Regions from separate parts of the Mus musculus genome. Here regions 1 and 2 are each linked to region 3. The links are chromatin contacts, found by POLR2A ChIA-PET in ENCODE. All regions are on one chromosome and are shown on one strand. Each heading gives the region's core, a stretch centred on a gene start or an enhancer-like site at or near the end of the contact. The rest is flanking DNA. Distances are from core to core; before and after follow the strand shown.

Region 1 (3,633 bases), core at 12-2,511, 81 kb before region 3:
TTTTTTATTTATTTATTTATTTATTTATTTATTTTTATTACATATTTTCCTCAATTACATTTCCAACGCTATCCCAAAAGTCCCCCATACCCTCCCCCCCACTTCCTTACCCACTCATTCCCATTTTTTTTTTGGCCCTGGCATTCCCCTGTACTGGGGCATATACAGTTTGCGTGTCCAATGGGCCTCTCTTTCCAGTGATGGCAGACTAGGCCATCTTTTGATACATATGCAGCTAGAGTCAAGAGCTCCGGGGTACTGGTTAGTTCATAATGTTGTTCCACCTATAGGGTTGCAGATCCCTTTAGCTCCTTGGGTACTTTCTCTAGCTCCTCCATTGGGAGCCCTGTGATCCATCCAATAGTTGTTAGTTTTTTAGACAGGAGAAATACCAGCAACAATCTTTTTGAAAGTTAGATGGGAGGCCTTGGGGAACACTGGGAGAATTAGTATATAGCTTGTTCCTCAGGCAGGTAAGAGGCTATGGGATCAGGTAGCAGTGATGACCTTGATTACAGTGTAGCCTTCGAGGAGGGGAGTCAACCTCCTGCTGGAGGTGAAGGAGGGGTTTGTGTAGATTGAGGAAGTAGTAGGTAGGGCCACAGGATCTATGTAAATCCCCCTTCCACCACACAATAGACCTCAATTCCCCCCTATCAGTGGGATTTTTCCAGAACACTTTCAGCTAGCGTTTTCTTAAATCGGGCTTAAGAAATAATGTGAATATGTATCTGCCTCTCCAAATGATCCTGGGTGTCATCCCGAGGAGAGCTCTGGATTCTCCCCATAGCCTTACTCTGGCTCTGAGGTCCGCAATCGGAGCTTGCTGAATTAGCCTGCAGCAGAACACCAAGGAGCTGCTACGCGGCTGGCTTCACAAAGGGGGGCGGAACTTAACTCCAGGTTCTAAGAACACAACGTCCCAACCCGGCCTCTCCTTTCCTCGCCTCGCCTTCTAATTGGCGGTCTAACGAGCCTGCCGAAATTGGCCCGGAGAGGCCACTGTAGTCAGGGACTACCGGGAAAGCTAGCGGCTGGTTGGTGGGACCCGAGGACAATCTTACACACCATTGGATCGAGAGTTCAGAGGCGGGACAAATCGCATTTGGGACATGGATTGGACAAAGGCCAGACACATTGATGTAGGGGGGCGGGGACTGGGCGGAGAGTTGTCCTTGTGTTAAGATTGGGGCACGCTCATGGGGGCGGAGCCTGAGGGGGCGGTGCCGTGTCGGAAGTCAAAGGTCGGTAAATAGTGGTGATGTCATGCTGGCAAGATGGCGGAAGGGTGAGCTTGGCGTTCCGCTTTCTGGCGTTGGGGGCTTGGGCTTTTCGAGGGATGGGGTACTGGGCCAGGGGTCCCTGTTGGGGACAGGCTGCCGGTGCGGGTGCGGACTGAGCTGGAAGGGCAGAGCGGAGGCGTGGTGCGAGGGCATGGGGAAGCGGCCGGAAAAGCCTCATCTCCGGCCGGAGGCTGGGCTGGAGTCGCCCGGCAGGGCCGTCAGATGTGTCTGTCTTCCACAGGGAGGACGTGGGGTGGTGGCGGAGCTGGCTGCAGCAGAGCTACCAGGCAGTCAAAGAGAAGGTAAGCCGGGCCAGCACCCTTCCCTCGGCAGGGCACCGCGGCCGTCTCCTTGCAACCAACCCCAGCTAGCCCCTGCTTGGGTTTTTTTGAGCTTCTGTGAGGCCATTTACGAGAAAAGGGTAGAACACCACCACTAACAACATCTTACTCTTAAACAGCAATATTTATTAGAATATGTGACAGTCACTACTCACAGACAGGTTGGGAGGATATAGACCTTAGCCAGACAGATAGTCTTGGGCCTCACAAAGCTCAGTCTGGTGTGGAGGCAGTCAAGCAAAATAGTTGCTTAGTTACTGTTGTGAATACCGGGAAAGGGCAGTCCCTAATTGTCCAGACTAGGGAGTCATGAGCATGCCAAGGAAGGTGTAGCCAAGAATCCGGGTAGAGATGAGGATTGCCATATGCGCTGGTACCTGATGGTGCCTATGTGACTGGTTTACAAAGGGATGAGGGGGGGCCAGAGAGTGGAGACCTGGGGAAGTGGCTGTGATTGTGACTAATGCTTGTCCTTGTCCTAGGCAATGCCAGTTGGTGTTCCTGTTTTATCCCACATTCCTTTATTTACAGGCAGCCCAACTAAGTCGTGGGGTAACTAATTACTGTTTACCTCAAGCAAGTGAAGGGAGTCGTGCTTCAGGGCAGACTCCGAGAGGCTTCTGATCTCAAGTCAGCCCAGTACTTTAGGAACGGTTTTTGTTTGTTTGGTTTTTGGTTTTTTGGTTTTTGTTTTTATTTTCTCCTTGCTCCGGGTTCTCCTGGGAAGCCTCCGCTCAAGCTACAGCTCAGCACATCTGAGAATTCCCTGTGCTGGAAGTTTTATTGATGATGGAGAGGCAGGACTTTACGCTAAGGATTAATATGAGACCTCAAGCATGCAAAGAAAGTGTGCTATCCGGCAGGTGTCCTGTCCTGTGAGGACTCCCCGTGTGTTTCGAGGCTTTCAGGAAGAGACTTAATCTCTCCCTTTAGTTCCTTACATTTCTGGGAACTTGGACAAGTTATTTTGTTGTTATTGGTGGTGGTCGTGGTTTGTTTTATTTTGAGACAGGGTCTCATGGTGTATGTCGCCCTTGGCTGCCCTGGGACCATTATGTAGACCAGGCTGGCCTCAGCCTCACAGAGATCCGCCTCCTTCTGCTTCCTGAGTGTTGAGATTAAAGGCGTGTAGCTTATGACTTGGGCAAGTTTGTTTATCTGGTTTCTTCTTCTTCTTCTTCTTCTTCTTCTTCTTACCTTCCTCACTGTGAAATGGCAGTACCTCTCTAATGCGATGTCACGAGGATCACATGATAATATGCAGAACACTCAGACAATATGTGGTCTCTCTGGGTGCTACATAGGCATTCGCTCTTTATTAAGTGACTCAGTAAAACTCAGTCACCGTTTTTCGACTTTTCCCTTGCTCCTCTGCTGCCGTCTTTGCTGCTGGCCATCTCCGCTCCCTTTGGGTCGGTGTCTTCCTGCTCTCTTAGCAAACGTCCTCTCATTTTGAGAGGGGCGTGTAACCTGACTTCCTCTGCTTGCTTCCTTCCCACTCCTGCCTTGAGTCTACTGAGTCCCCATCCAGTGCATCCAAGTTCATGTACAGATCCAACGCGTCCAAGTTCATGTACAGACAGACACAGCACTAGAGAAAGCTCTGCTGCATTGTGTGCTCCCCCGACACGTGCCCTGGTCTCACTTCGTCTAGGCACGCCCCCAACAGACCTTTTCTCCCTCTTATTTTACTCTTCCCCTTGACGTCGGAAACTCTTCCCTCAAGTCTGTGTTCAGCAGCCTGGCATACTTTAAAAATACGACGTCAATAAGCTTGATTTCGGGTTACTCCCTCCCCACCCCTGAAGCCACCACCTGGACACTTATCTGTAATGACAGTCATTTCACACTTGCCAGCTCCACTGGGTACTTTTTAGCCCTTATCTTTCTGGAACTTTCTGCAGCAGTTGGCACTACCATGCTCCCCACCCCACCCTACCCCACCTTTTTTTGAACTGTCACTCTTCCGACTTTTGTGATGTAACTCTCTCCCAGTTCTCCACACCCTT
Region 2 (3,331 bases), core at 66-2,565, 98 kb after region 3:
CACAAACTCCGAGATCTGTCTGCCTCTGCCTCCTGAGTTCTGTGGACAATGGTGAGGGACACTAGGCCTGGCCTCAATTTAAGTTTTTTTAAACCCTAAGTTTGTTTAGTTATAAAACAAGTATTTCTAACACCCAAACATACTTGTTATAAAAGCCAACTGTGTAAAGCACCCCTGTGTGAGGAGCAGTTGGCATGTGGCAGACGCTGCACCTCATGAAGGACAATTACCCACCACTGGCAAGTGTTCTCTGGGAATATGACTTTGCTTACGGGGTGCTTCATTTGACTGTCTTCGTTTAAACCAGTCAGAGCATGCTCCCAAGGTTGCGCCCCACGGCTAAGAGTGGGAAGGTTCACCACCTCCCCAGGAAACAAAAGGATCACACAGAATGAGCATCGTTCATTCTATAGTTCCTTCTTCTTGGGTAAACACTGGCCTCAGAAGACAGACCAGTACCAGAAACTCCTCCCTCTGCCCACTGGAAAAGCAGAGCTGGCACACACCCTCGGTCTTCCCAGGAGCCTGGCTTGTGGAACCTTCGGCTTCCGCCCCAGGAGCTGTCTGTCTGGGTCGTCCATGGGCTCCCTCCGGTCCTGCTTCCCGTTGCCCCGGGCTGCCCTTCGAGTTGGAGTGTTTGGCAGGCCCATTCTTTTTGTCTTGGTTCTTCATTGTGATCTGCAAGGCCAGAAATGGGGCAGATCCTTTAAGGACCCAGTTGCTTTTTTTTTTCTAGACTTCAAAATTCTTCTTCACAACTAGATAAGAAATCCCCAAATCTGACGCTCGAAGCTTCAAACAGACCGGTCGGTCTTCGCCCGGGATTTCACGGTCCCATGGAAGGTTTCCGAGAAGCTGCCCCTGAGTGAGTGAGGGAAGGAAGAGGCCTCCTTTCTCCCGAATGCCACTTCTCGGCACCACACGGCTCCCTCTCGGCAGCCGGAGCGCGGGATTGGCTCAGAGCCGCAGACTGACGTGGCGGGATGCTCCAGTCCCGATCGGCTCCCCGCCCCACCAGGTCCCACGTGGGACCCCCGCGCGCGCGCGCGCACAGAAGCCACCCACACCCCACGCGCCCTCTAGACCTAGAGTACGCACGCGCAACACTGGGGCAGGCCGCCCTCCCCCCGACCCCCCGAATTAGTTGTTCCTCTACGGCCAACGCGTCCTGGGCCACAGACCCTCTGAAGAGCTCGTCCCACGTACAGCCCATAGACATACTTCACCACGGACGTCCGGCGGCGTCCTCCTCTCCGGCCGAGCACCGGAAACCTAGGTAACTGCTGCCAACAGGACCGCCCTCTCCTGCCGCAGCCAATCAACAGCAAACGCGGGCGCGGAGCTTGCTGGGAAAAAAGAAGTCAAGGCGGCTTTGGAGGCGGGAGTGGGAAAAACTACGAGCCCCTTCATGCCTCGCGGCGCCGCACAACTCCCGAGATGCAACCGAAAAGCATAGGAGCCAAATACCCTGAGGGTCCGAAATTATGTCATTGGTCGAGAGATTTTTGTCAGCCTCTTTTCTGGTACTGAAGCTATGATTGGCCTTAAACTTTGGCATTCTGGTCTTTTTTTTTTCTTTTTTTTTCATACACTCATTAGTCCTTTATAAACATGTATGACTTTCTATGATCTCTGAGAACTCGGAAGAGGGATAGAAAGGTAAACTAATTTGTTATGTGCCTGGCATTTTTTTCCCCTCTATTACAATAGAAGGTTTATAATAATTCAAACGTTTTTTCCTCGTATCCAGTAGCTTGATTCTCATAATTACTCGGATTAAGTACAAAATACTCAGTGATCTGTGAAATATACGATAGTACAGAAAAGCCTAGTTAAAATAAAACAAACTACTATTTGTTTGTTAGAGACAACATCTCGTTATATGTGGCTTTGGCAGGCCTGGAACTCCCTATGTAGATTAAATTGGCTTTGAACTCAAGAGTTTTGTCTGTCTTTGCCTCCCCATGGCTTGGACTAATGGCAAAGGCCACCAGGTAAAGGGTAAATAGTTTAAGGCTCCATCAATATTGTGTGGTTATAGCAGATTCAAAGCTGGAAGCCTGACACCAGCACCCATCCTTTAAAAATATTTCTTTGCCCCCTGAGTCAGGGTTTCTTTGTGTAGCCTAGTGTGTCCTAGAACGTAATCTTTGACTATGCTGGCTTCTAACTCAGAGCTGCCTACCAAAACCGGTTGGAACCATTCTCCGACACCACAGCTGTTCTCTGAGGCAATTTATGCCCCGCCTTCTAACCCCACCAGCTTGGCAATTACTCCCTCAGAAAGGGATTGAAGCCAGGGAGTTTGGCTTTAGGCAGGTTGGTAAACTCCCACCCTACCACCCCTGCCCCACTTTCTGCAAAGTATCAAGTGTTACTGCTTTAAAATGTTAGATTTTTCTCGTCTTTGTTCTTCATTATGATTTGCAGTGCCAGTGTAGGCTCAGAACATTAAAAAAAACCCCACAATTGTGATTTCAATTCTTTTGTTGTGTGGAGTTTGTTTTGTTTGATAAGGTCTTGCTTTATAGAGCTGGCTGGCGTGTAACTCTCTATGTAGATCAGGCTGTCCTAGAAACTCACGTGTTGAAATTACTGTTGGCTAAATGCTGCAGCCTCAAGAGGCTAGAGTCAGGCTGTGGGGTAGAGCATGTTGCAAATTGTGCTAATTGGACTTTGTTTTAGGGTTCTTAAATGATGTCTATTTTTCTGTAATAGGTCTGCCAAACAGACTCAGAGTAGAGTTCTGTCTGTTCACATGTAACTTTGAGAGACAATAAACTCAGTGACAGAGTACTTACCCGGAGTGATCAAAGCTGAAAAGAGAAAGCGTTGGCACTTGACCAGTTTACTGAGGGAACCGAATCTCAGAAAGGTTTGCGTTAAAGGTACCTGGAAACCACTGCCCTGATTGCTTCTCAGTAAACACTTGGAAATCTCTGAAGAGGTAGCATCTACATCAGGTCTTTACCAAATTCCATACAAAGAGGAAAGCGATTCTGGAGCAGTGGTTCTAAACCTTCCCAGTGCTGCAGCCCTTTAATACAGTTCCTCGTGTTGGGGTGACCTCCAACCATAGAATTATTTCTCTTGCTACTTTATAATTTTGCTACTGTTTTGAATCATACATGTCTGTTTTCTGATGGTCTTAGGCAATACTTATGAACACCCAGGTTACAAAAAAACAGGTTGCATCAGGGCAAGACTGTAATCCCAGCACTGAACAGAGTACAGAAGAGTTCTGTCTCTAACAGGCTCACTGCCTCTGGCCTCCAAATGCCTGTACATGCATGTTGGCAGTTAGGTCGCCCAGCTCCTTTAAACTCCTAGA
Region 3 (3,530 bases), core at 747-3,246:
CACATGGTGGCTCACAACCATCTGTAATGAGATCTGGTGTGTCTAAAGACATCTACAGTGTGCTCACATACATAAAATAAATAATTCTTTAAAAAAATTATGCCTATTATACTACCCAATCTTTTAGGAAGTGGAGATAAGGAGACTTTTCTCCAAGAAATGTATTATCTACAAAAAACAAGAAGAAGAAAAAAAATTCCCAGCACTTGGTGGCCAGAGGCAGACGGATTTCTAAGTTTGAGGCCAGCCTGGTCTAGAGAGTAAGTTCCAGGACAGCCAGGGCTACGCAGAGAAACTGTCTCAAAAAACCAAAACCAAACCAAACCAAACCAAACAAACAAAAAGAACCGAAACAAAAAATGAGGCTGCTAGACAGTGGTGCACCCCTTTAATACTCAGGAGGCAGAGGCAGGGGGATCTCTCTGAGTTCAGAGGCCAGCCTAGTTGGTCTACAAAGCAACTTCCAGGACAGCTAGGGCTGTTAGAGACAGACCCTGCCTTAAAAACAAAACAGAACAGAAACAAGAAGACACCAGGCTTGGTGGCTCCGTCACCCCACAGCACTGGGAAAGACTGAAACAGGAATGTGGCTAACAGTTGAAAGACAGCATAGTGAAAGAGCAATCAGGACCACTGAACCTTCTTAGTCCACTTCTTCAGAATTAAAACAGGCCAGGGTTGTGGCACATGCCTTTAATCCTAGCACTCGGGAGGGGGGTAGGATAAATCTCTTCCAGTAGGAAGCAAACCTGGTCTACAAAGTGAGTTCCAGGCTAGCCAGGGTTACACAGAGGCCATTTCCAAAAAAAAAAAAAAAGTATCAACATAGCTCTTCACCCTCTACAACTGGAGTTATAACACCCTTTTCTAATCCAGCTAAAATTACTATCTGAATTATTTTATACCGACAATTACCAAAAAATATCTGTCTTCTAAATTTCAGATCTAAACAGCCAACCGCCTACTGGCTGGCTGGCTAGATGTCCCCTGAACAACTCAACTGCTATTCCCAAAACACAAATGCTGGACCAAGTGGTGTAAGCCTGGAGTCAAGAGTAAGAAGAAGGGGCTTAATCCAAGACCAGCTGAGTTACACTGTGAGACCCTTTCTCAGATAAAGGTGCTGTCCCCTCCCCCTGCTGTTGGCTCCACTTGCCAGGGCCTGGCTTGTAACTCCAGTTCTTGGGTCCTAAGCACTGACACACAACCTGCTCCTCTCAGGTTGGGCTGAGGCTCCTGCTGTGTTCTCCTCCACCCCACATTCCCTTGTCCCAGCGCTAACACCGAAAGATACCTGTGACATTGTCTAGCTCCCCCTTCAGACGGGAACTCAACACAGGAAATGTGCCTCGATGAGCCCTCCAGCCCCAACAGAAACACAACCCAGGACAGAGTAAGATGCTCGCGCTGGCTCAATGAAAAGTCGTTTTAACAAGTTTCATGCACCTCTCTTCTTGCATCCCCGGGGAGCCCCATTTCCCAACTAGCAACTGCAGGCCCTACTCATAGACTTGGGGGATGGAGTGGGGGAGGGGATGAGTGGCCAGTCCTGCAGAACTCACCAAAAGAAAGAAAGAAAAAGAGAGAGAGTGAATGGGGACAGTGAAAAACCTTTGTATTCTCAGCAGGGGAAGATATCCAGGCAAACCGTCTCCATCATATTCCGATCCCCGCCGCCACTTAGGCTTCCCTCCAGGAATCCCACTCCAACTTCAGGTCGGATTCCCCGAGAATCTCCGCCACCGGGATTACCGCAGACTACCCCTTCCACGACCCCCACCTCATCTCCGGCCTCAGCCTCGACTTCCTCTCTCCAACCTCCTCCTTCAGCCTCGACTTTCCCTCAGCCTCCCCGGGGCTTCAGCCTCCTCCCAGCCTCCTCCCCCAGCCTTTCCCCAACGCCCGGCCCGCGCCGCCCACCCGCAGCTCACCGTCGTAGTAGTAACAGACTTTCCTCTTGGTGCCCTGAGTCTGCGCCATCTTGCTCGCCGCCCGGCCCTCCCGTCAGTCTGTCCGCCCGCCCGCCCGCGGCTCCTTACGGCGTCCGACCAGGGGGAGGGGCCGGCCTCGAAGCCCCGCCCACCCCCGGGATCACCTATAGCCGCACAGCCCGGGCCTCACTCTAACCAATCGGCATGCGCGGGGTCGGGCCCGGAACTCGGCGGGGGGCAAGGGCAGCTTAGAGAAGCCACCGCGGGCCCCCTGGGCCTGTACCAAAGTCCGGCGCGGAGGGGTGGGGGAGACCGGGGGCCGTACCATCGAGTCCCGGGAGAGGGAGTCGGCTCCGTAAACTCTGCAGCCCGCTTCACAGTTGGGAGCGTGTGCAAAGATCAGAGGCCAACTTTCTCGTTTTACCGAGAATACGCCGAGGCTTCCCGGGGAAAGATGCTTGCGCAAGGTCACGCAGCTAAAAGACTAGGTTTGGTCTGGATTAGAACTGGAGAGAGAAATGAATGGCAAGGAACAGAAAGAAAATATCCAGAGGCCTACTGTAGTGGGGCAAGACCTTTATGTGCTCATAAGTTCTGACGGACTTTTCTTTTTTAATGTCAAAGCTCGTTTTCAGTTGGGCGTGGTTGCTATGTCTTTGATCCCAGCACTCAGGAGGCAGAGTCAGGAAGATCTCTGTAATCTGAGGCCAACTTGCTCTCCGTAGTGAAAGCATGTCTCAAAAAATAACAAAACAATTTTACAGGTAAAGCTGAAGAGCTTATTCAGTGTTACAAATTAAATTCCGTCTCCAATTGTACATATTTTTTTTAAAAAAAGACAAAATCCAATATGCCCGAGCACTGTGACAAAGTAACAGAACTTGGTGTTTAGTTTTTAATTTACTGGAGGGAGTGTTGGAGGGAGTGTTCCTATGTAATGGCTCTGGGTGGGGGCGGGGCGATCCATCCAGAAAATTTGGGTCAGGCATGGTGGCAGCAACCATCTCACCTACCCAGAACTTAATTTTTCTAAACTGAAAGCCTAAGTTGTTGTTTGGGGGGGACGTGGGGGTGGGGGGGCGGGGTTGTTTCTTCGTTTGTTTTTGCTTTTTTGTTTGTTTGTTTGTTTTTCAAGATAGGGTTTCTCTGTATAGCCCTGGCTGTCCTGGAACTCACTTTGTAGACCAGGCTGGGCTCGAACTCAGACATCTGCCTGCCTCTGCCTCCGGAGTGCTGTGATTAAAGGCATGCCCCACCACACCTGCCTTTTTTTTTTTTAAAGATTTATTTATTTATTTATTTATTTATTAAGTACACTGTAGCTGCCTTCAGACACACACCAGACCAGAAGGGCGTCAGATCTCCTTATTTCAACTGAGTCTTCGACTCAGAAATCTGCCTGCCTCTATCCCCAGAGTGGGTGGCATATGTCTTTAATCCCAACACTTGAGAGGCAGAGGCAGGCTGATTTCTAAATTTGAGGCCAGCCTGGTCTACACAGTGAGTTCCAGGACAGACGTGGCTATACAGAGAAACCGTGTCTGGGGGGTGGGGGGGGAACCAACAACAACAACAAAAAAAAAGACCTTCACCACTCCC

The links. ChIA-PET counts read pairs that join two places held with the same protein, here RNA polymerase II (POLR2A).
Region 1: POLR2A ChIA-PET joins it to region 3 with 21 read pairs in embryonic stem cell. The contact joins the promoter of Bsdc1 here to the promoter of Hdac1 in region 3. POLR2A ChIA-PET finds 5 or more read pairs at or near these places in 3 of 5 experiments (Patski and embryonic stem cell).
Region 2: POLR2A ChIA-PET joins it to region 3 with 14 read pairs in Patski. The contact joins the promoter of Txlna here to the promoter of Hdac1 in region 3. POLR2A ChIA-PET finds 5 or more read pairs at or near these places in 4 of 5 experiments (Patski and embryonic stem cell).

What each region holds. Positions count from the first base shown.
Region 1 is chr4:129,460,418-129,464,050 of GRCm38, forward strand. It overlaps Bsdc1 (BSD domain containing 1), which reads left to right and starts at 1,262. Exons shown (of 11, transcript NM_133889.2): 1 at 1,262-1,288; 2 at 1,525-1,585. The coding sequence starts at 1,278.
Region 2 is chr4:129,639,750-129,643,080 of GRCm38, forward strand. Txlna (taxilin alpha) reads right to left here and starts at 1,316. Exons shown (of 11, transcript NM_001199695.1): 1 at 1,222-1,316; 2 at 507-678. The coding sequence starts at 672.
Region 3 is chr4:129,540,650-129,544,179 of GRCm38, forward strand. Hdac1 (histone deacetylase 1) reads right to left here and starts at 1,997. Exons shown (of 14, transcript NM_008228.2): 1 at 1,932-1,997. The coding sequence starts at 1,980.